Regions from separate parts of the Homo sapiens genome. Here regions 1 and 2 are each linked to region 3. A link is an interaction called in ENCODE POLR2A ChIA-PET data of the cell type or tissue named here. Cell type or tissue: A673. All regions are shown on one strand. Each heading gives the region's core, and the rest is flanking DNA. Links, peaks and the distances in the headings are about the cores only.

What was found. ChIA-PET counts read pairs that join two places held together with the same protein. Peaks named below come from ENCODE experiments on the same cell type or tissue, not always from the same donor. Only the 100,000 strongest peaks of a DNase experiment are listed, where the experiment ranks them.
Region 1: POLR2A ChIA-PET joins it to region 3 with 6 read pairs; 4 of 35 experiments call an interaction of 5 or more read pairs at or near these places.
Region 2: POLR2A ChIA-PET joins it to region 3 with 5 read pairs; 4 of 35 experiments call an interaction of 5 or more read pairs at or near these places.

The regions. Positions count from the first base shown.
Region 1 is chr11:34,149,540-34,157,539 of GRCh38, reverse strand. ABTB2 (ankyrin repeat and BTB domain containing 2) reads left to right here. Exons shown (of 17, transcript NM_145804.3): 15 at 2,771-2,839; 16 at 3,162-3,275; 17 at 4,956-6,553. The coding sequence ends at 5,153. Among named protein-coding and RNA genes, the nearest start is that of NAT10, 48 kb to the right of the region's middle. RefSeq lists enhancers at 1,483-1,984, 2,577-2,626, 3,167-3,216, 7,091-7,620. In A673, for the core only: a CTCF peak has its summit at 7,573 (motif pointing left); DNase peaks (open chromatin) are centred at 6,769 and 7,579; H3K27ac peaks cover 5,207 bases.
Region 2 is chr11:33,975,250-33,983,805 of GRCh38, reverse strand. No RefSeq gene overlaps it. Among named protein-coding and RNA genes, the nearest start is that of CAPRIN1, 72 kb to the left of the region's middle. In A673, for the core only: no CTCF peak of the experiment used is centred there; DNase peaks (open chromatin) are centred at 2,705 and 6,955; H3K27ac peaks cover 4,618 bases.
Region 3 is chr11:34,054,407-34,062,962 of GRCh38, reverse strand. The region is part of intron 2 of CAPRIN1 (cell cycle associated protein 1); the gene reads right to left. LOC124902660 (a long non-coding RNA gene) reads right to left here and starts at 2,485. Exons shown (of 2, transcript XR_007062651.1): 1 at 1,772-2,485. In A673, for the core only: no CTCF peak of the experiment used is centred there; DNase peaks (open chromatin) are centred at 6,479, 7,148 and 7,691; H3K4me3 peaks cover 4,125 bases; H3K27ac peaks cover 6,202 bases.

The sequences.
Region 1 (8,000 bases), core at 1-8,000, 95 kb before region 3:
CTAGAGGGGCTACAGGGATCGCTGGAGACTGGGGAGCGCACTTGTGGCCATGGGTGACCACTGCCTGTAAGGGGACCTGTGCGGGCTCAGTCGCCTGTGCTCACCTGCCAGGCCAAGGGAGGGCATCTGTCATAGAACAGGCTCAGCAGCCCCTTGGCACCTCCCGGGGTTGCTGGGAGGGCAAATAGGGGACAGGCTTCAGGTCCACAGCACACACATGCCTTCCCCTGGGCCTCTTGCCAAGTTCTGGCCGACTGTTCTAACTAGGCCCAGGGCACTGGCCTTGCCCCGTGGGTCTCCTGGGTACAGAATTTTGCCATATCCAGGGCATCATTTCAGATGGGGCTTCCAGACCTCAGCTCCGACTTTCCGGGCCTCCCTGGAGGGGTCAGCCTGAAGCCATCAGTCTGGGGTCAGGGCTCCCTAACAAAGCCTGCAAGTTTTCCAGCAGCCCCTAAATACCGCATTGACTCTCATGCAGGCGGGGTGGGGTGGGGGTGTGTGGATCATTATTTTGTTTTCTGGAGGAGGAAACAGAGGCCCAAGGACATCTAGACAGTACTGTCGGATACAGTGTGAGGCATACATTGTAATTAAAAATTTACTACTAGTCACATAAAAAATAAAGAGCAGGTGAAATTGATTTTAATATTTTTGAACTTACAGTATAGCCAAAATATTATTTCAACATGTAATCAATGTAAAAAGTTACTCACAGCCGGGCACGGTGGCTCACGCCTGTAATCCCAGCACTTTTGGAGGCCGAGGTGGGCAGATCACCTGAGGTTGGGAGTTCGAGACCAGCCTGACCAACATGTAGAAACCGTATCTCTACTAAAAATACAAAATTAGCTGGGCGTGGTGGTGCATGCTGCATAATCCCAGCTACTTGGGAGGCTGAGGCAGGAGGATCGCTCGAACCCAGGAGGTGGAGGTTGCGGTGAGCCGAGATTGCGCCACTGCACTCCAGCCTGGGCGACAAGAGCGAAACTCTGTCTCAAAAAAAAAAAAAAAAAGTTACTGAGCATATAGCCCAGAGGGCCCCAACCCTGCCCTTCCCACATGGTTTCTGCAGTATCAGCTTCCAAGTGGCCCACTCAGGACAGAAGGAAACCCTGCTGCCCTTCTACAGGTGGTCCTGTCTGGGGCCTTTCCTCAAGCAGCCTCTAGCCCCACAGGCTGCCTGGCTCCAGGAGGCACATGACCTGTATCCTGCTAGGGACTGCCAGGCTGTGCAAAATTCACCCACCTCTGCCTGCTGGCTGCCCAGCTCCCATAGCAAGGCTCCAGGTGAGCCGTTCTGATCTGACTTCTGTGGCCTCATATGCATTCAAGTGGCCTCAGGGAGATCCATGTGCCACGGATGCCAAGACTGGGCCTTGCCAAAACCAAATCCTAAAATGCAGCAGGAGGTAGCCTTCCAGGCCAGGAAGGGAGCTGCAGCCTAAGGTGGCTGGTAGGCCTGGCCCTAGGGGCTGCCCTGAGGCCATCCCTTAGCAAAGAATCCCAACAGGAAGATCTGACCTGCCTGCCTGGTGCTCTAACCCCAACCCTGTATGAGGGGCATTCCAGGCACTGCTCCTGCTGGTGCCTCACCTTACTGAGCACTCACTCAGTGCCCTGCATGGGGAGGGCAGAGGGACCTGGGCATGGCCTGCCCAAGGCACACACTATCTGGAGGGAGCAGACGGACACTTACTGTGCAATCATGAGCTCACCACCCAGGCTCCAGCAGGGGCTGCAGAAGGCCGTGGGAGCTTCCCAGACCTCTAGAGGTGGGAAGAGGCTGACATCTCCAGGGTGGGCCTTGGCCAACATCTCCTGATGCCTGAACAAGGCTGGCAGGCCTGTCTCCCCACTTCTCTCCCCACAGTTGGGCCTTCTCCTAGACCCTCTGGTGCCTCTGCAGCCTCAGGGCCGGTCTTGACAGAGCCCGACTGTGCCGGCTGGAGCTGTGTTTACTTACACACTTGCCAGCTCCTTGCTGGAGCCGTTTCTTCAGCCAGCCAGAAAGAATTGTTTTTCTTTTTCCAACTGGGAACCTCACTAGGCTCCAGCGTGATGGCAGAGTTTGTAACTGAAACCTCAGCAGAACTAAATCGTTCCCGGTCCTGGACCACCTCATCTGGGAGCCCAAGGCAGGGCTCAGCCTGTCGAGGGGAGCTCCGGGCCTCCGGGCCTCCGGGCCTGGGCTCTGCGCTTTCTTTTTGAGGAAGCACACCTGAGACAGAGCCCAGATGGGGCACTCACCTCCACATTGGAGTCCTTGTGCAAACAGGGGAAGGCAGGAGGCAGCGTCCTCCAACATCCCTTCAGAGACCCTCCCACTGCTACTCCCTGTGTAGAATTTAGATCACACCAGCAATGAGCCACACGGGGCCAGGCATGATGCGAGAGCCCTGCTGCAGGCATCAGGGGAGCTGAAGGACTTGAGCCAAGTCATCTTCCTTCCCTGGGTCTCAGTTTCCCCAGCTGTGAATAGGAACTTCCCTCCTGGGCTCACCGTGTTCTCATGAGGATTGTAGGGAAAACATTCCAAGGAGAGAGCCTGTTATCCGGGCAGGGACTCAGGAGAGAGGGTCTTGGAGTTGGCTTCCCCGGGAAAACACAAGTCTCAGCCTGAGCAGGAGAGGGAGGGAGAGACAGAGCTGGGGACCTGCAGAGGGACAGGCCCCTGGAGGCGGCAGCTGGAGCAGTACCCTGTGGGGCTGGCAAGGACTTTCATGCCTCAGGTTCACGTGGCATTCACATGGGCCTCTTCCCACCACAGATGATGATGCAGTATCTGTACTACGGAGGAACAGAATCCATGGAGATCCCCACCACTGACATCCTGGAGGTGAGACTCGGGAGAGGGGGAGGGGGCCTGGGCTAGGGTGCCCAGCGGCTCGGTCTCCCATTCACCCCCTTCAGAGGGAAGGTGGCTCTTCCTCTCCATCTGACAGGAAGAGCAGTTCCCAGAAAGAGGAACTGTGCACACCACTGAGCCCAGCCTCAGTGCGTGTCCCAGCGGGGATGGTTAGGCCCAGGAGTATCAGAAGGTAGTGGGGCCTGAGGGTGGAGGCAGCAGGGCACACGGCACTCGGGAGCTTTCTGTTCGGTGCTGTCTGGGCCACTGGTCTGGCCATGGGTCCCCAAGACCTGCTCTGCCTCCCTACCAGCTGCTGTCAGCTGCCAGCCTGTTCCAGCTGGATGCCCTGCAGAGGCACTGCGAGATCCTGTGCTCCCAGACCCTCAGCATGGAGAGTGCCGTGAACACCTACAAATATGCCAAGGTGAGGGCCAAGGATGCCTGCTGGCCACCTCCCACCACATGCTCTGCTCCACGGGGGCCTCGGCCGTGTGGCTGCACTGGGGATGAGCTAGGAGATGCAGGTGACCAGGCTGCTTCTGAGGGCAGTGTAGAGGCTGAGGGAGGGTTAGCAACTCCCTGTGTTGCCTGGGGTCACTGCTGCCCACTGGCCATGTGGTAGCTTGGGAGGTGAGCTTTTGAGCCAGCTGCACCCTAGTTCACATTCCAGCTCTGCCACCTGGGCTGTGGTAGCTGGACAAGTTGCTGAGCCTCTGAGTCAAATCAAAGCCATAGGTATTTACTTTTCTCCCCTACCTGTCTGTGCCTCCCTAGCTGTCCCATCTCAACAATCAACATGGTCACTGCTCAGTTGCTCAGACTCAAAACTCAGGAATCATATTTGATTTGCAAAAACCCTCCCATATGCAAGCCACCCACCTCTGAAACACACCAGCGGTTTCTCCACTTCCCTTCATCTCCACTGCCCTCGCCTTGCCCTAAGCCACCACCATCACTCTCTTGGACAATGGCATCAGCCCAGCCTCCCTACTTCCTGGCTTTAGCCCTGCAATCCACAAGCTTCTTTCAAAAGTTCAAAAACCATGGCCAGGCACAGTGGCTCACACCTGTAATCCCAGTACTTTGGGAGGATGAGGCAGGACCAGGAGTTTAGACCAGCCTGTGAAACATGGCAAGAACCTGCCTCTACAAACTAGCTGAGTGTGGTGGCGTGCATCTGTGGTCCCAGTTGCTCAGGAGGCTGAGGCAGGAAGATCAGTTGAGCCCGGGAGGTTGAGACTGTAGTGAGCTGTGATCATGCGCACTCCAGCTTGGGCAAGAGCAAGACTTTGTCTCAACACAACCCCCGCCCCCCAAAAAAGTACAAAGACTGTGTTACTCCCATACTTAATCCCACCAAAGGTTTTCCACCTACTGCAGGCTAAATAATAGCCAGCCCTTATCATGCCTTCCAAGGCCCCCAAGGTCCTGCCCACATCTCCCCTCACTCTGCCATGCTTCCTTCTCAGCGTGCCCAGACCCCAGGACTTTTGTGACACTTCCCTTTTCCTGTAAAGCTCTTTCCCGCCCTTCATCTTCACAACTGGTGTCCCCAGGCCTCCCCTGGCCTCTCACAAGCCATCCTGTCACGTTGGCTTTACCTCCTTCACAGTCTTCTGCAGTTACCTTGTCTTTGGTTCCTCAGATTCTGTCTGTCTCTCCCAAACTAGGACATCAGCAGCACTGCAGAGATCTTGACCTCAGAACTGAAAACCCAGAGCGGCCCCTTGATATGTGTTGAGTGAACATCTTTATCCAGCATTTACCATGTGCACAGTCACATGCCAGGCCTGGTGCTGAGCCCTGGACACCCAGTGGTGGACAGTCCCCGTTCCCACCCTTAGGAAGGGAACTTCCAACCCAACAGGGATGACTGCCACTTAACAGGGCAGCATGACAGTATGACACAGGCAGGAAAATGACGGGGGCTGAACAGTTCAGATATAGCAGAGGTGGCCTCAGGATGCAGGGACAGGGAACGCCTACCCTGGCCAGAGTGGGGCTTAATCAGGGCTGTGGCCATGGGTAGGTAGTATTTGGGGGTGAGGGTGAGTGGGGCTGTACTAAGGCGATGGGCTTCACCCCTCCTCTCTCTGCCCTACAGATCCACAATGCCCCAGAACTGGCCCTGTTCTGTGAGGGCTTCTTCCTCAAGCACATGAAGGCCCTACTGGAGCAGGATGCCTTCCGGCAGCTCATCTACGGCCGCAGCAGCAAAGTGCAGGGCCTGGATCCACTGCAGGACCTGCAGAACACCCTGGCAGAGCGCGTGCACTCTGTCTACATCACCTCCCGGGTGTGAGGCAGGGGGCGGAGGCTGCCGAGGCCAGGGCCTGTGGAGGTGCCAGGGCCCACCATGTCGGGGTATGGTTGTAGGCCCTCTTGGAGCCAGGTTCACGGGGCTGTTTCCTCCTCCTCCCCCAGATGTCCCCCCTGTCACCGGGCAGCTCACCCTCATCTCCTCTGCCCTAGAGCTGTTTGTTCAATCACTGATGGGCAAAGGGGAGATGTAGCTAACTGGTGGCCCTCCTCCCCATCTCAGTTTGCAACTCAAGGGCAGCCATGCACTCCCCCGGGGTGTCGCTCTCCCCTCCTGCAGGTCAGCAGCTGATCCTGATCCACCTCCGCCCAGGCCCTCCAAGCTCTACTCACCCCTAGGGCCTCAGTAAACTCAGACCATCCCAACTGGGGCTCCTGGGGGTACAGGAATCCTTATGAATGTATAGAATGCATACTGCCTAGGCCCCCAGTCGTCTGCAGTAATTCAAAAGCTGGTATTTTTCTTCCTAAATGTCACATAGCAAAGGCTGCCCAAATCCCCAAACTTGTTCTTCAAAGGTTTGACAGGCTTAATGTGGGCATCCAGTGGCCTGTGGACCCCCCCCTGCCACCACGACTGCTGCCACCCGGAGTTCCCCCATTGTCTTTGGTGCCTGGGCTTCCAGAGTCCCTCCCATCAGGACTACCAGCTTGCTCAGTTAGCAGCAGAGGGCAGTTCCCCAGCTTGATGGTTTCTGAGCTAAGTCTGGCATGGAGGGGCAAGGGGTAGGGGATGGGGTGCTGTGTAGGAATGGCCTCAGCTCTTGTTTTGCTGCTGGTTTTAGGGGCCAAAGTAAATGGGTGGATTCTGGAACCTCAGGCCTAGACTAGGTTGCCTTTGTGGGGGCGATGAAGCAGAGTCCCCTGGTCAAGTCTCTCGGCTCCTTTAATGTAGGATTGAGAGCTGGGCAAACAGGTCCCACTGGGGACTGTGACTCTTGGAGATTAAAGGACAGGGCATTGATGGAAGGTAAGGGCCAGGAGAAGAGGCCTTTCTGCTGTGTCCCCTCACGGCCTTGCCCTCGAATTCTGCAGGCCCTGGGCTCCCCTGACACCTGTCATATTTATGGACCAGACACTGGGGCAGCATCAGGCACAGTCTGTCTGGGTGCAACTTCTTCAGCTGTCTGGCCGCACCTTAAAAACTATTTATTCACCAAAAGCCCCAGGCATTTCAGAAGGTGGCACTCAGGTCACCCTGAAAAGCCCCCAGGGGCTTGCAATTCTGGAAAATATTTTGACTAGCTGCTTGGCTGGATGTACAAAGAAATAGGCATTATTTTATTGCTGTAATATTGTATGATACTTTAACTGTACAATAATGTTGTCACTTACTGTAAATGTACTATGGTTTTATTAACAATAAACACTCATTAACAATGACCTTGGCCTCACTGCTCCTGGTAGAGGGTTACTCAGAGTTCAGAACTGGGGAGGAGCCCCTTAGGACCAGGAAGAGATCCCAGAGCTAACGCTGTTACTCAGGTCTCCCCCCTCTCAGAGCCAAGACCCTACCAAAGCCATTGCTGTGGCCACCCAGCACTCGCCTCTCTCCAGAAACGAAGCCTGGATCCATTCCTCACCCGCCCACGCTCACATTTAATTAAGCACATGTGTGCCACTGAGCTGGACAGACACCAAATGACTGAGGAATATGACACTATCAGGCTTTCCTGATCTCCACTCCCATCCCCTCCACGGCCCTTTATGTGGGAGCTATTTTGGGGGTTGTCTTCAGAGGCACATCCCCAAATGGCACAGCCCACCAAAGTGGCAGCAGGGCCTCCTTCACCCAGGCCTGACCTGGCCTGATTGATTTGAGGGACCTATCCCTGGGTGACTGCTGCCCCCAGGCCCAGCTAAGCTAAGCTGGCTGTACCACCACAAGGCCACTAGCAGAGGTAATGGAGGGAGATGGTGAGGCGCCGACTCAGGTCCAAGAGTGTACTGGAGTTATGGCTGTAGTTTTAGGTGCAAAGTTCAGGCACAAATATAAGTTTTTAAAACATTCCCTGCCAGTTAGCTGGGCATAGTGGTGCACATCTGTATTCCCAGCTGCTCAGGAGGCTGAGGTGGGAGGATCACAGAGCCCAGGGGTTCGAGGCTGCAGTGAGCTATGATCACCCCTGCACCTCAGCCTGGACAACAAAGCAAGACTCTCTCTCAAAAAAAAAGTCGCCTGCCTGCCTGCCTGAAACAGGTATAGAAATTCCTAAGGTCACTGAGAACCTGAACCAAAGTGGCTGTGGGTCAGTGACCGGCCGTGACTCAGGCGTTAGGGGAACGACATAAAGATCCCAGTCCCTGGCAAAGCCCAATTCCAGCAGGAGCTGCGCAGGGCAGCTCGAGGCCCAGCCTGGGGACCTGTGGCCGCACAGACCCATGGTGCCCTCTGGGGGCCACTAGGAGGGGGCGCACTCCCCCACACCATCTTCCTGTGCAGTGGCCCAAGACGGTGGTGGAGCGGGCTGTCCGTCCCCAGCACTTGCCATTCAAAGTGGCTGCCCTTCATGGGTCTGTGTCCAGCGTCCCCACAAGTTCCCCCATCCCTGCAGGACATGCCTTGGTCCGTACCCAGCCTAGAAAGCAAGATCTAGTTGCATTCTGGCTCCAGATGAGGGATCCACCATTTCCTCTCTTGAGAGGGTGAGTGGGGGGTTGAGAGAAAGTGGAGGTAGGAAGGAGGGAGCGGGCCCCTTGGAGCCTGTGGGTAGCAGGAATACATTTTTGAATAAACATTTAAAATTAAAATAATTACCAAAAAAAAGCAGACATGCTTCCAAGGGGCTAGGACTCAAACAGAAATGATCACTTACCCAGGCAGCTGGAC
Region 2 (8,556 bases), core at 339-8,338, 79 kb after region 3:
AGTGGTGTTATGGCAATGGATATTTATATTGATCTATTAATAATATTATGTATACATTATAATACTGATGCAATAGCAGCTACACAGGAGGCTGAGGTGGGAGGATCTCTTGAGGCCAGGAGTTTGAGACTGCAGTGAGCTATGATTGTGCCACTGCACTCCAGCCTGGGTGACAGAGCAAGATCTCGTCTCTAAAAAATAAATACATAAAAAAGTTAATTAATAGTACAATTGCAGCTGGGTGTGGTGGCTCATGCCTGTAATCCCAGCACTTTGGAAAGCTGAGGCTGGCGGATCACTAGAGGTCAGAAGCCCACGATGAGCCTGGCCAACATGGTAAAACCCCGTCTCTACTAAAAATACAAAAGTGAGTGCGGGCGTGGTGGTGAACACCTGTAATCCCAACTACTCAGGAGGCTGAGGCAGGAGAATCACTTGAACCTGGGAAGCAGAGGTTGCAGTGAGCTAAGATCATGCCACTGCACTCCAGCCTGGGCAACAGAACGAGACTCTGTCTCAAAATAAATAAATAAATAAATAAGAGTACAAATGCAATAGTACTAGGAATGCATTCACCAAAATGTGCTGATATCCACTCAGCATAAGTCCCTGTGCTTTGTGATGATAAACAAAAAAAGATTCCTAGCTCTTAAGGATTTTATAGAACAAAAATAAACTCCTAGCTCTTAAGGAGTATATAATTTTGTGTGTGGGGGTGTATGAACGCACTCATAATCAAATATTTAGAGGGTAAGGGTTGTGAGCATGGGCTTTGGAGTTAGAAATGCAGGCTCTCCTACTCATTTGTTATATGACCTGGGGCAAATTCTTTCACCTGTCTCTGAGCCTTGGTTTTCTCAACTGTTAAATAAGAATAATAACCTACCCTGATTTTACTGTGAAAATTAAGCAAGATGAAAAAGCAGTAGACACCTAGTATTGAGTAATAGGCTCAGTACATGGTAATAGTATTCATGGGGTTTTATTATTGGTGCTTTCTTTGTGAAGCAAGGAATAGGGCTTCAGACCATTGTGTAATATCATGCCTGACAGACTGTTCCAGTTGGCCACCATTGGGATGAGATGGATGTATTGTTCCAGGGCCAGACAATTTCTCTGGTCAGGTGAGCTTTAGCCACATCCTGACAGTCCAGTTTTATGGATAGCCTAGTAGTTTTGGCTGCTTGCCATATGGAAAATCACAAAAAAGGAACCTTCTGCATGGGCAACATAGTGAGACCCTCATCCCTAAAAAACAAAAAAAATGTAGCCAGGCGTGGTGGCATGTGCCTGTGGTCCCAGCTACTGGGGAGGCTGAAGTTGGAGGATTGCTTCAGCCCAGGAGGTCAAGGCTGCAGTGAGCTGTGATCATGCCAATGCATTCTAGCCTGGAAAACAGAGCAAGACTCTGTTTCAAAAAAAAAAAATTAAAAAAAAAAAAAAAAAGAAAGAAATAATCTCACATCCCTTGGAGTGGTTTGAGTTTCTTTTTTGCTTTAGTTGCTTCAAGTGGGCCTATTCAGGTGAAGCCTTCTTTTTTTTTTTAATTGAGACAGTCTTACTCTGTCACCCAGGCTGGAGTGCAGTGGTGTGATCTTGGCTCTCTCAACCTCCACCTCCCAGGTTACAGCGATTCTCCCACCTCAGCCTCCTGAGTAGCTAGGATTACAGGTGCCTGCCACCACGCCCAGCTAATTTTTTTTTTTTTAGACAGAGTCTCGCTCTGTCGCCCAGGCTGGAGTGCAGTGACACGATCTCGGCTCACTGTAAGCTCCGCCTTCCTGGTTCACACCATTCTCCTGCCTCAGCCACCCGAATAACTGGGACTACAGGCGCCTGCCACCACAACCGGCTAATTTTTTGTATTTTTAGTGGAGATGGGGTTTCATTGTGTTACCCAGGATGGTCTTGATCTCTTGACCTTGTGATCCGCCTACCTCAGCCTCCCGAAGTGCTGGGATTACAGGCGTGAGCCACCACGCCCTGCCAAATTTTTTTTTATTTGTATTAGAGACGGGGTTTGGCCATGTTGGCCAGGCTGGTCTCAAACTCGTGACCTTAAGTGATCCTCCCACCTGGGCCTCCCAAAGTGCTGGGATTACAGGTGTGAGCCACTGTGCCTGGCCTCAGGTGAAGACTTCTTACAGTTTATAGGGCCAGTTTAGACTGTTGCACCCTATGGGCTAGCTGACCTCAGACAGAACTCTCTTCACAGAGAAATAGGTCTGGGGCCCAGGATGGCAGAGGAAGTGTCTGTCAAGCAAGGCTTTGAGCACTGCTGAAATACAGGGAACCTGTTGAGCCAAGAGTCAAATGGGGAGCGGGCGTCAAAAACCAGACAATGAAATCCACATGGGTCACCAAGTCATGGTAGGCAGAAGCTGTGCTGAAATCCGAAGTGTAGAGCAGGGGTTGAAACCAGGGAGGGGCGTGCAAGCCACAGTGTGTGCCTCTGCTCACCAGCTATGATTCCCGATCCCAGGAGTTTATATGCCAATGAGACTAGGTGAATAAATAAGTTAATTTCACATGCTGCTGAGTCCTGTAAAGAAAGATAGCATAGGATAACAAGTGGAGAGTTCATAGGGAGGCTGTTTGAATTAAGGTGGTATTCTAGGCAGGAAGAACAGCAAGAATAGAGGCCCTTAGACAGGAATGACAGAAGGCAGCTGTTGTAGCTGGAGTGTAGTGAACAAAGAGGAAGAAGGAAATGACTGGAAAGGTAGGCAGGACCATAACACAAAGGATTTTGTAAGCCGTGACAAAGAGGCTGGGTTTATCAACATAATGAGAAGCTATCGGAGGTTTTAAATAGGGAAGCGGGCTTGGCATGATCCCAATTACACCTTAGAAAGATCACTCTGGCTGCTGTGTGGAGGATGTATTATAATTAAGACAAGAGTTATGGCCATGAGACTAGTTAGGAGGTAGTTGAAACAGTTAAGGCAAGAAATGGTGGTTGTTTGGGATATGATGGGAGCAGTTGTCACAGAAGGAAGTTGGATTCAAGATCTCTTATGGAGAGTGATCTGATAGGGTTTACTGATGCATTGGAATTGGAACACAAGGGAAAGGAAAAGCAAGGGGACTCTTGGGTTTGGGGCCTGGGCAAATGTGTAGGCAGTGGTGCCATCTACTCGGGTGGCACAGGATTGAAGGGGAGTGGATTGGGGGAAAGACCATAGCTTTATTTTGGCACTGTTGAGTTTGAGGCACCTGCTAGGCATCCTTCTAAGTGGAGATGTGAAGTGGACAGTAGTAGTAGTATCTGCATCTGGGTTCAGGGATGAGATCTGGACTACAGAGGAATGTTTGAGAGCCACCGGTATTCACAAGGCATCAGTGAAAGGTATTTAAAGCAGGTGTTGTGGTTAGGTGAAATTAACTTGGGAGTAGTGCCCATAGAGCAGAGCTTCGAGGTGGCTCATGCCTGTAATCCCAGCACTTTGGGAGGCTGAGGCAGACGGATCCCTTGAGCTCAGGAGTTTGAGACCAGCCTGGCCAACATGGTGAAACCCTATCTCTATTAAAAATACAAAAATACTTTTGTATTTTTTTTTTGCAGCCATAAAAACGGATGAGTTCATGTCCTTTTCAGGGACATAGATGAAGCTGGAAGCCATCATTCTCAGCAAACTACACAGGAACAGAAAACCAAACACCACATGTTCTCACTCATAAGTGGGAGTTGAACAATGAGAACACATGGACGCAGAGAGGGAAACATCACACACTGGGGCCTGTCAGGGGATGGGGGATAAGGGGAGGGAGAGCATTAGGAGAAATACCTAATGCTGCAGGGCTTGAAACCAAGATGACGGGTTGATAGGTGCAGCAAACCACCATGGCATATGTATACCTGTGTAACAAACCTGCATGTTCTGCACATGTATACCTGTGTAACAAACCTGCATGTTCTGCACATGTGTCCCAGAACTTAAAGTAAAAGAAAAATAAAAAAATTAGCTGGGCATGGCAGCACATGCCTGTAGTCTCAGGTACTTGGGAGGCTGAGGCAGGAGAATCACTTGAACCTGGGAGGCAGAGGTTGCAGTGAGCTGAGATTGCGCTACTGCAAAGCCTGGGCAACAGAGTGAGACTCCATCTCAAAAAACAAAAATAAATACATTAAAAAAAAAGAAAGAGAAGAGTTTTGAGGATGGAGTCTGGAGCACTCCAACATTCAAAGGTCTGGTGGTGAATGAGAAGACAGCCAGCAGATGAAGGAGGTATAAAGTAAGGTAGGAAAAGACCAAGTGAGCAGGAGTTCGTGGAGCCCTCAGGAGGAATACATTTCAGGAGGAAGGAGAAGATCAAGCGAGGGCCTGCTAGTAAGGCAAGTAAGATGAAGACAGAGGCGTGGCCATTGGCACCTTGATTAGAGCTGTTTTAATGGAATGGGGGGTAGCTGGGGCACAAAAGCTTCATCTGAGTAGGCTGAGAAAAGGAAAAGGATGGGAGGTGAGATATAAGCAACTCTTCCAGAGCTTTTTTGTGCAAAGGAGCAATGTAGGGAACAGATAGATGGTCCAGATAATTTTTTTCTTTCCTTTTTTTTTTTTTTTTAAGACAAGATCTCTGTCACTCAGGCTGGAGTGCAGTTGGGTGATCACAGCTCACTGCAACCTCTGCCTCCCAGGCTCAAATCATCCTCCCACCTCAGCCTCCCAAGAAGCTGGGACCACAGGTGCCTGCCACCATGCCCGGCTAATATTTTGTATTTTTGGTAGAGATGGGGTTTTGTCATGTTGCCCAGGCTGGTCTCGAATTCCAGAGCTCAAGTGATCCTCCCACCTTGGTTTCCCAAAGTGCTGGGATTACAGATGTGAGCCATTGTGCCTGGTGCCAGATAACTTTTAAGAGATATTTGTATACAGATAGCAATGATACAGAGGAGAAGGAGGACTTGAACGCTGCAGAAGATAAAAAGATAACCTATAGAAATAAAATCCTTGAGAAAGTGATGACAGATGGGGTCCTGGGCACAGGACCTGGTTGCTTTTTTCCCCATCCTAACAGGAGGGAAGGCAGAGTGTGTGCTGCAGATCCAGGTGCTTCTCTCCTGATGGCGTTGGTCTTGTGGGTCCCTAGCTAGACCACCTTCAGCTCTCATAACAGAGGGAAACTACTGGTGATATTTATGCATGCAGGCGAAGTCTTGGATCAAGGAAGAAGTACAGATTGCTGTCTCAAACCAGACACAAATTCCCAAGTGCCGGGCCCGCAGAAAATCTATGTGTCAAATACCTATCTCTCCTCTCCAACCCTGAGGTTGTTCTTGTACTTAAACCAGGCTGGTGGGTGGGTCTCACCTCTTTGGACCAGGCTTTCTTGCAGGTGAGAGCCACCGCACCTAGCCCGTGGGCTAGAGGTTTTATAAATAAAGTTTCCTTGCCTGGAGAGCTTTGAGGGGGTTCCTTTATTCAGATTTCCAAATTAGTACAGATTAGTCTAAAATTTTGTTTTATTTTTTATTTTTTAGAGACAGGGTCTTACTATGCTGCCCAGATTGATCTTGAACTCCTGGGCTCAAGCAATCATCCCACCTCAGCCTCCTGAAGTGCTGGGATTACAGGCGTGAGCCACCATCCCCGGCCCAATCTAAAATGTCGAGGGAACAGAGCTTGGTGCTGCTACAATGGGGCTTCTGCTACTCATCCTGTTCTGTTTTAGTGCAAATTAGTAGAAACAGCTTAGAGGTTTTGAAAAGAGTAGGGGTGGGGGAAAAGTAGGATGATTGAAATAGCATTTCAATTAGATTAATTGGGCTAGTTATGTAAAGATATACCTTGTAAAAAAAATAGTTATGATAGCTACAACTTACTGAATGCCTACCATGGGCTAGAGGGTTTTGTTTGTTTGTTCTTTTTTAAAAAATTATTTTTGTCCAGGTGTGGTGACTCATGCCTGTAATCCCAGCACTCTAGGAGGCCAAAGGTGGCAGATTGCCTGAGGTCAGAAGTTTGAGATCAGCTTGGCCAGCATGGTGAAACCCCCTCTCTACCAAAAATACAAAAATTAGCTGGGCATGGTGGCAGGCACCTGTAATTCCAGCTACTCGGGAGGCTGAGGCAGAAGAGTTGCCTGAACCCGGGACGTGGAGGTTGCAGTGAGCCAATATTGCGCCACTGCACTCCAGTCTGGGCAACAGACTGAGACTTCATCTCAAAAAATATATATATAAATCTTTTTTTAATTAAAAAAAAAGTAGAGACAGGGTCTTGCTGTATTGCCCAGGCTGGTCTTAAACTCCTGGCCTCAAGATCCTCCTACCTCAGCCTCCCAAAGTGCTAGGATTACAGAGGTGAGTCACCGGGCCCAGCCCATGGGCTAGGGGTTTTAGAAATGAAACAAAACAACAATTATTGACATTGGAGTCTTTTTCCTCCTGCTGTGCATTGAAAAAAGGATTTGGATTCTGGGACCCATCCGTGTGGGCCTTTGGATGCAATACGGTTACACAAATATTTCTTTCTTTACTTCCCTGCAAGCTGGGTATTAGTGTCACCACTAATTTTTGCAGATGGGGTGACTAAAGTTTACAGAGGTTGTATACCTGATCCAATTGAGTGATGCAACAAGAATTTGAATCTAGGGCTATCCAACTCTAAAATTCATGCTAGAGCTACTCTGCATGGATCATACAGGTAGGGTGCAGTGATCAAGCGTGCGGACTGTGGTGGAAGAGGGCTTGGGACTTGAGTTATGCTCCACCATTTACTAGCTCTATTGTCTTGAGCCGGTTACTCAACATCTAGCAGTCTGTGTTTCTTAATCTGTAAAACGGGGGTAGTAATGGCCCCTCCCTCAAGGGTTGCTCTGAGGATTATGTGAGACATATGGCTCAGAGCTGACAAAGGGAAGAGGCCCAATAAATGCTGGTTATTATTATAAGATACCATGCTGGCCTCTGTCTCAACCAGTCTCACTGCTTGCACCAGAAACTTACATCCTGTCTTGGAAATGTCTCACATAATAGATTGTATCCGCTTAACTTACTCTGTCCTGTGCTTCCAACACCAGGCATCTAAGAAATGCTTCAGATGATTATATTACCCAACTGCATGAGTGGGTTTGATAGCTTTTCCAAAGGGCTGGTATTTCAGTTGTGCAACTGTAACTGCTCCATGGCAATAGAAAAGATTTATTTTTTGGACCCGAATCAACCCTCAGCTCCATTTCTCAAACTCCAGCTACATCACAAGATGTCAGCGTCATGCAATATTAACAGTTGGTCAAAGGTGCTAGTGGCATTTTGCAGAAGTAATGAAGAATCCATATTGTCTAAGATTGCTTTGTTATGCCTTCTGCCCTGAGCCCTGCTCAACCTTTGAGACCAGGCTGGTGGGAAAATTTAGCTGCAAACTCACCTAGAAGGCAGTGGAAGGGCAAAAAACTTGTTTATTCAACTTTGCAAGAGTCTGGTTAAAAGGTGCCACACAGTCAAGGAAAGGGCCAAGTCACAACCTTTCCTTAGACCTAAGGAGGCAAAGAAAAAGATCTGTCAGCGCTTTTTCTTTTTTTTCGAGACAGAATTTTGCTCTTGTTGCCCAGGCTGGAGTACAATGGCACCATCTCGGCTCACCGTAACCTCTGCCTCCCGGGTTCAAACGATTCTCCTGCCTCAGCCTCCTGAGTAGCTGGGATTACAGGCATAAGCCACCTCACTTGGCTAATTTTTTGTATTTTTAGTAGAGACAGGGTTTCTCCATGTTGGCCAGGCTGGTCTCGAACTCCCGACCTCAGGTGATCCTCCTGCCTCGGCTCCCAAAGTGCTGGGATTACAGATGTGAGCCACTGAGCCTGGCTTTTTTTTTAAAAACTAAGCACAACAATGCTGGATGTGGTGGCCCACCCCTGTAATTCCAGCACTTTGGGAGGCCAAAGCCTGAGGATCACTTGAGCTCAGGAGTTTGAGACCAGCCTGGGCAACATGGTGAAACCCCGTCTCTATCAAAAATACAAAAAAAAAAAAAAAAAAAAAAGGTTTTTTTTTGTTTTTGTTTTTGTTTAAGACTAAGCACAATGAAGTAGTTTTCAAATGTTGATGATGGCCTGGCTCCTAAAGAGGAATCCGGCGTCGGGTAGGGGCGAGAAAAAGGAGGAATTTTCTCTTAGAAGGCCACTGCTATCAGCGAGGTAAGCAGTCAGCTTCATCATTTTAAACTGGTTTGTGGGACCAGATTTCTGACCTGAAGGGTGAAGAATTGTGTGCTTGCTTCAGTTGGGGTCTCTTCTAACCAGTTTGTCCTTGCTAACATTGAAGAAATTGAGTCAGCCTTTTCATACTTTAAGAACCACTTCTTCAGGGGACTTTCTCATGTCCTGAAGCTCAGAGTGTCCTCATTCTTCTTTACATCTTAGTGACACCAAGATGTGAAGTCAGAAGGGCCTGATTTAAACAACGGTCCAGTCAGGCATCTGCCTTGGTGCTTCAGGCAAGTTATCTGACCTCAGTTTCCTCATCTATAAAATCGAATTAATAAAATAACCTACTTGGATAATGTATGTGTAATGGAAAATAAAAATAGTATATTAAACCAAACTGACTACAGC
Region 3 (8,556 bases), core at 241-8,240:
TGATAAACTCCAAAAAACCCTAAAAATTCTTCAACTAGACAATTTTAAATAGTCAGAAGGAAGATTAGGAGGAAACATCTGAAAAAAACTAACTTGGCTTTCCAGGAAAACTTCGTAACTCCTATTCTCAAATAAGGAGATGTCTAAACTGAGAGGGAATACTTAAAAATGAAGCCTAAAATAACCAAAGTAGTTAAGAGCACCTAGCTATACTTTATGTATCCAGGCCAAATAAATCACTTCTAGAGTACTGTACCAACTTTTGCAAAAACAAAATATTTCTTTTCCTCTCAACTTTCCATAATCTTTAGCAGTTTTCCTTTTTTTTTTTTTTTTTTGAGACGGAGTTTTGCTCTGTCGCCCAGGCTGGAGTGCAGTGGCGTGATCTCAGCTCACTGCAAGCTCTGCCTCCTAGGTTCACGCCATTCTCCTGCCTCAGCCTCCCGAGTAGCTGGGACTACAGGCGCCCACCACCACGCCCGGCTAATTTTTTTTATTTTTAGTAGAGACGGGGTTTCACTGTGTTAGCCAAGATGGTCTTGATCTCCTGACCTCGTGATCCGCCCGCCTCGGCCTCCCAAAGTGCTGGGATTACAGGCGTGAGCCACCGCGCCCGGTCCAATCTTTACCAGTTTTTCCAGGTATTATTTCAAGTCCCCAATCCCCACATTCTCTGTTCTTCACTTAGACAATTACGAGTTTTGACTTTGCCCACAATGGTAGGCAGCTGACTGTCTCCTATTTGCCCTCCACAAATTCAACTGAGTATTGTTAGCTAGTGAAATCCCCAGAAGACAAAAAAGATAGTAAGCAAAAGTTTCCTCAATTTTTAAAAGCAGGGTAGAAAGAACATACACTACAATCCATAGCTGATCCATGGCAGCTTTCTTCAAATGTTGAAAGCATGCTCATGTAGCGGGAGTCTATGCTGTTCCAGAAAACAAAGACTATTAAACAGTGGTGGTAAGGATATACTTTTTTTTTTTTTTTTTTGAGACAGACTCTCGCTGTGTCACCCATGCTGGAGTGTAGTGGTGCGATCTTGGCTCATGCAGCCTCTGCCTCCCAGGTTCCAGCGATTCTCCTGCCTCAGACTCCCAGGTAACTGGGATTACAGGCATAAGCCACTACGCACGGCTAATTTTTGTATTTTTAGTAGAGACGGGGTTTCACCATGTTGGCCAGGCTGATCTCCAACTCCTGACATCAGGTGATCTGCCCGCCTCAGCCTCCCAAAAGTGTTAGGATTACAGGCATGAGCCATTGTGCCCGGCCGGTAAGGATATACTTCTACCACCAAGAACTTAAAGAGTGGCACACCAATGAAACAAATTTTCATTGAGAAACGAGCACTCTACCAGGCCCTGGAAGACTGGTTAAAGCAGAGGCTGAATGAACACCTGTCAGGAATGCTGGATTTCTGAACGCTAAGAATGGCATAAGAATGCTAACCTAGGCCAGGTGCAGTGGCTCATGCCTGTAATCTCAACACTTTGGGAGGCCAAAGTGGACGAATCTCCTGAGGTCAGGAGTTTGAGACCAGCCTGGGCAACATGATGAAACCTGGTCTCTACTAAAAATACAGAAAATTAGCCGGGTGCGGTGGTGGTTGCCTATAATACCAGCTACTTGGGAGGCTTAGGCAGGAGAATCACTTGAACCTGGGAGGCAGAGGTTGCAGTGAGCTGAGATTGCGCCATTGTACTCCAGCCTGGGCAACAAAAGCAAAACTCCATCTCAAAAAAAAAAAAAAAAAAAAAAAGGATGTTACCTAAGGTTCCATTGTAAGATAATTTTTCAAGCAGGTTAAGTATCCAGGAGTTTAGTTTCACAAGCCGTTTGTCCAATTTTTTAAAAAAGATAAAAGCCAATCCTGTAAAAACCTTTATTCCTTGTCCAAGGTTATAATTATGCAGGTAAGTCTGAGTGAATTGAAGCAGCTGACTCTAGTAGGAAAAAGAAATGTTAACAAGTTCCAGCATCACCTACTTTGAACTATATTCTTAAAAAGTCTAAAGCTTCTAGATTTGAAAAGCAAATTACCATAAATAATCTTAAAGGGCATCTTTCAAAATATTAGTTGCTTTAACCAAGCTATTCCTTAGCATAATTCTGTACAACTTATTTATATTAATACATTCCTTGGGAGTTAAATGTAAAAAAATTACATCCCCACCATCACTGTTTTAATACTTTTTCGTTTTCTAAAACAGCACAGACTCCTGCTACATGAGCAAGCTTTCAGCATTTGAAGATAGCTGCCATGGATCATCTATAGATTGCAATGTGTTCTTTCTACCGTCGTCCTTTTAAAAATTGAGGAAACTTTTGCTTACTATCTTTCCTGTCCACAATGTAAAAAGAAGTTCAATGTAACTCAAAGTGTAAGCCCAAAGGGTTTTTTAATGACTAAAATATATTTCAGTTATTTCTATGTTTAGATAACAGTATTGAGGGGGGCCAGGCACAGTGGGTCAACCCTGTAATCCCAACACTTTGGGAGGCTGAGACAAGAGGATCGCTTAAGGCTAAGAGTTCAAGGTTGGAATGAGCTATGATTGCCCTGCTGAACTCCAGCCTGGGTGATAGTGAGACCCTGTCTCTAAAAAATTAAAATTAAAATATTTTTAGAACAGTATTGAGGAGAATGCAATGAAATTTCCAATAATGTACAATGGTTCTAATAATAAGAATTATCTGTGTTCTCTTAAGACCATTCACATATCTTGCTAATGCTACCCAGCTTTTTTTTTTTTTTTTTTTTTTTGAGATGGAGTATCACTCTGTTGCCCAGGCTAAAGAACAGTGGCGCGATCTCGGCTCACTGCAACGTCTGCCTCCCAGGTTCAAGCAATTCTCCTGTCTCGGCCTCCCAAGTAGCTGGAACTACAGCTGCATGCCACCATGCCCAGCTAATTTTTCATATTTTTAATAGAGGCGGGGTTTCACAGGTTGGCCAGGCTGGTCTCGAACTCCTGACCTCAGGTGATCCACCTGCCTCAGCCTCCCAAAGTGCTGAGATTACAGGCGTGAGCCACCATGCCCAGCCTGCTACCCAGCTTAAAAAAAAAAAAAAAAAAAAAGTATTCTTCTACTTGCCTACTCATCAACTCTACACACCTGTAAAAAGTAAAAAACCCTTCAGGAAAAAAATCAATTTCAATAAAAAAACACTGCAAGTAAATAGTTCTGTGCAAAAAGCATTTCCTCCCTAACCCCATGGATTAATCCATTTTAACAGGGTTGTTAATGAAGCTACAGATATTTCTATGTAATGATTTGGCCAAACTACCAAGTACTTATTCAGCATATACCATGTGTGAGAAAGCGCAGCAAAGTAATGTTAATAGTCTCTGCCCACAAAGAGCTTATTACCAATTTAGAAAAACATGTAAGGTTAACAACACAAGGCAATATAAAAATGTCAAGAAGTTTTGGACGCCGAGGCAGGCAGATCACAAGGTCAGGAGTTCAAGACCAGCATGGCCAACATGGCGAAACCCCGTCTCTACTAAAAATACAAAAAATTAGCCAGGTGTGGTGGCATGCACCTGTAGTCCCAGCTACTCAGGAGGCTGAGGCAAGAGAATCACTTGAACCCAGGAGGCGGAGGTTGCAGTGAGCCAAGACCACACCATTGCACTCCAGCCTGGGCGACACAGCAAGACTCCGTCTCAAAAAAAAAAAAAAAACAATGTCAAGAAGTGTACAGACAATAGGTAACAGGGGAAGTTAAAGGAAACAAACTACTTTAGCTGAGCATGGTCAAGAAGCACACCCTCCCCTTTCCTCAGGAAGTTTGAATTTTGAACTCTACTCAGTAAATTATCTTTCACCCACGTTTTTGTACTCATAGTCTATCTAACAAAAGCACTGTAGTAGAGCTAGTGAAAGAAAGAAATAAATGAGCTAAAACAAAGCAATTTACAGTTCCAACTTTGGATGAATTTCTCTTCTGCTACTCCTCTCACTCTTCTATACTGTATACACACACACCATTCATTTCCCCCAGAAAAAGGAACCAACTACCAAAAAATACCCAGAAGCTTGGAATACAGTAATTTGGATGAAAAGGTTGTCACACTTCTTATTTCTCTCTACTGGTAATGCTTTTTCCAGATTTTTCCGGTCTACAACATACCAAGCTGGAGTAGAGTCTGACAAATGTACATAGGAAGCTAAACATAAAGAAAAACTTCAGAGTTTTAACTTTATAAAAGTTTATTTCATTACAATATGGATGTCCCAATGATACCTGACACACTGGGATTTTACCTTACCGATATTCTCAGAACCCCATTACCCGGACAATGCAAACACAAAGTTCAACAATGAGACATTAATAAAAGTCTAATAATAAGGAAATGGAAAGCATTTTTCTTTTGCATTCAGTTTTTTAAAACAGAAAAACTCTAAGGATTTGAAGCAAAAGGCTTTACTTGATTCTACATAATTAAACATGAAAACTACACTTAGGCCGTGGAACATTACAAATTCTAATTACTCCCATAAAACATTATTTAAGAGGCCGGGTGTGGTGGCTCACGCCTGTAATCCCAGCACTTTGGGAGGCCAAGGCGTGCAGATCACTTGAGGTCAGGAGTTTGAGACCAGCCTGGTCAACATGGCAAAACCCCGTCTCTACTAAAAATACAAAAATTAGCTGGGCGTGGTGGCATGCACCTGTAATCCCAGCTACTCGGGAGGCTGAGGCATGAGAATCACTTGAACCCAGGAGGCAGAGGTTGCAGTGAGCTGAGATTGCACCACTGCACTCCAGTCCTGGGCGACAGAGCAAGATTCTGTTTCAAAAAAAACTGCGAGAATTTTGGAAATCACCCATTCCAACCTAAGTCATTCCATATAAACATCTCAATTTTGTCTTCTATAAAATGAACTGGACTAAATTCTAAGGTGGTTTAAGCTCTAAAAAAAAACTCTTAGGCCGGACATGGTGGCTCATGCCTATAATCCCAACACTTTGGAGGCTGAAGTGGGTGGATCACTTCAGGTCAGGCGTTTTGAGACCAGCCTGGCCAACATGGTGAAATCCCATCTCTACTAAAAATATAAAAAATTAGCCGGGCGTGGTGGCGGGCGCCTGTAATCCCAGCTACTCAGGAGGCTAAGGCAGGAGAATAGCTTGAACCTGGGAGGGGGAGGTTGTAGTGAGCCGAGGTCATGCCATTACACTCCAGCCTGGGCAACGAGAGCAAAACTGTCTCAAATAATGATAATAAATAAAAATTAAAAATCCTCTAAATTTTATAACAGTGTAAGATTATAGCTATGACAAAATTGCTATAAGTTTAACCTTTTGCAAAAGTATTGCAAAAATTAACACTTTTACTAAAGGAAAAGTGTTAGTTTTTCTAAAAGATGAAACAGTACTAGTCTTCATCTAGCCCTAAATGTAAACTAGGAAATTAATTACATAAAATTTTGGCAAATTGTATGCTTAATCTGTAAGTCACACAAAATGCATTCTCAAATATCTGCCACATGGGTAGTATCCTAGAGTACACTAATTTGGCCACGTTAAAACAATACATTCTCAATGTAATACTTAGGCTTCGACTCTCACCCTAGAAAAAGGTACCCATTATCACTTGGGGGAATTCACAGCTTTAAATACTTCCCAGTGCTACACATACAAACACACACAGTCAAGCAAAGGGAAACAAATTAAGCATTACAGCTTTTTTCTATGACAAGGTGAATGCAAAATAATCTTGCCCTCTGCATTGCAGAAGAATAGTTCTTGCAACCCATGGAAAAGCAAACACATCAAGAGATCTTAAATGTCAAAGAAGGCTTCAGGTAATAGCCTCAAGGAAAGATTTTACTTATAAAATAGTTAAGAATGTTTTTATTTTAAAACACTGAACACATAAGTTCTGCACAACAGCTGCAATGAAAATTCTAAGCACAGACACACTGCAACGTTCTAGAAAGAAATGTTACCCTCACAACAACAGCATTCTTTTTAAAGAATACTACTAACTGCAAAGATGAAGTGCAGAAAGCCTTCAGGAAAAAGTATTAAAAACACTACACTTCTGGCTATCAGTTTTGGTCACTTAGTGGTTAAAAAGCTGTCAGGCTATTTTTGCATTTTACGCAAGTGATCATTAGTTAATCTTTCACCTACCAAAGTCACTAGAGTCTAAACCTATTATATTCACAAAGAATATAACAATTTTAAATGTCATCTATTAAAACATCCTTTATTCTATATCACAACTGATTACATCTAATAATATCAAATGAGGTCTCTCTTCAGTTAAAATTAAGACTTGGTTTTGAAATATCTTGCATAGCCTAGGGCCCAGTTCAGCACCAATGAACTGATAAAGAAAACTAGGCAGTTAATCATTCAATTCAATATTACCTGTAAGATTTGCAAATGGATTTTACACTTGATTATCACAGCTGTATTTCTTCTCTTTGCTAAACATTCATGTACTCTTTATAAGCCTGAATTTAAAAACCCACCAAGCCTTTTAGTTGCATTACATAACACGATCATATTTCATCAACATTAAGAGCATGCATTCTCAATGAGCAGATGCTTAGCTTTTTCTTTAATGGCTCAAATTATTAGGAAATAAACAACTTTGTTTTTTAAAGTACAATAAAATTATTTCAATTCTCTGTTTTAATTTAAGCAATACTACATATCCATAGTCATTTTTGCCAGGATATTTGATTTTAAAATCCATAAAAAAAGCATTTTGGTCCAGAAGGCTCCGATAAGAATAGGTCAAGATTGAAATAAAGCTCAAATGTAAGTTGCTAAATGGACTGAAGTCAAAACAAATCTAATTGTAAATAGTACCTCACTTTACTCCACAAGGGTTTCTAAAGAGGAATTCAAAACTGATTTGTAAAGCAATCCTATTTTAGTGCATTAGAAATGCTCACTTATACTTAAAAACAGTTAAGTCTTCTCACAAGTAAATCATCTAAATATAAAAAGGATTTAAACTAAAAACCAGATGTGCTTAAATTTAGGGCAAATCCAAATGCCCTGGGTTTTTCAAAGGGCAAAAGATATAGTTTTAATAGCAATTAAGTCAACATCAATACTGCCAACTTAACTACTTAACATGTAGGTAGAGTTCAGTCTGTGGCTTATCAAAGTCTCAAGACTTAACTGTAACTTGACCTTTTTGCTGCTATCTACCACTTAAAACACTGAGAAGACAGAAAAAAAAGTTACTTTGTGCAGTTTGTTGAATCTCCATTATTAACACGGCAATCTTTCAGTATGTATTAGCCTAGTTAATAACCTATGTAATAATTACATTATTTTCTCCTTTATGACTTTAGGGGAGGCCCGGCATGGTGGCTCACACCTGTAATCCCAGCACTCTGGGAGGCCGAGGCGGCTGGATCACCTGAGGTCAGGAGTTCTAGACCAACCTGACCAACAAGGTAAAACCTGTCTCTACTAAAAATACAAAAATTAGTTGGGCGTGGTGGCAGGTGCCTGTAACCCCAGCTACTCTGGGCGGGGGGCCGAGGCAGGAGAATCGCTTGAACCCAGGAGGCGGAGGTTGCAGTGAACCGAGATCACATCGTCGCACTCCAGCCTGGCGGACAAGAGCGAGACTTCTCAAAGAAAAAAAAATTGCCTGGGGTGGTGGCGCACACTTGTAATCACAGCTACTTAGGAGGCTGAAGCGGGAGGATCACTTGAACCCGGGAGGTGGAGGTTGCAGGAAGCCAAGATCATCCTACCGCACTCCAGCCTGGGCACTCCAGCCTGGGCAACAGAGATTCATCTCAAAAAATAAAAATAAAATAACAAAATCACTTGAGGGTAGGGTATGACAGAGTATAGTAATTCACATACACCTATACACATTTAATGACCAGTCATGGTTCAAGTCCTCAGGAGGGGCTTATAAACTAGATTTATATTTTTTTTTCAGAAGTACTTGAACACTAGATTCTAACAGCCACCTCACAACTAAATTGGCTGCCAATCAGCACCTACCTTTATATTAACTTCTCTGAGGAGTTATCTTTCAGTCATTAATGTCTCTACACTTTATATCACTAATCATTAATGTTCATAATTAGTATTAACACATTATTAATGTTCACAATCATTAATATTTTATGTTCAATTACTGTCCTAGAAAAAAACATTTCCAAGAAATTCTAAAGAATCAAAAACTCAAGTAGCAGCCAGATCAGCAGGCTTGCTTACTGCATTAAAATTTTAAAAAGAGGCCGGGCACAGGGGCTCACTCCTGTAACAGCACTTTGGAAGACCAAGGCGGGCGGATCAGGAGGTCAAGAGATCGAGACAATCCTGGCCAACAGGGTGAAACCCTGTCTCTACTAAAAATACAAAAAATTAGCTGGGCGTGGTGGCAGGCACCTGTACTCCCAGCTACTTGGGAGGCTGAGGGAGGAGAATCGCTTGAACCCGGGAGGTGGAGGTTGCAGTGAGCTGAGATCGCGCCATTGTACTCCAGCCTGGGCAAAAAGATCGAAACTCCGTCTCAAAAAAAAAAAAATTTAAGAAGATACCCAACAGGGTAA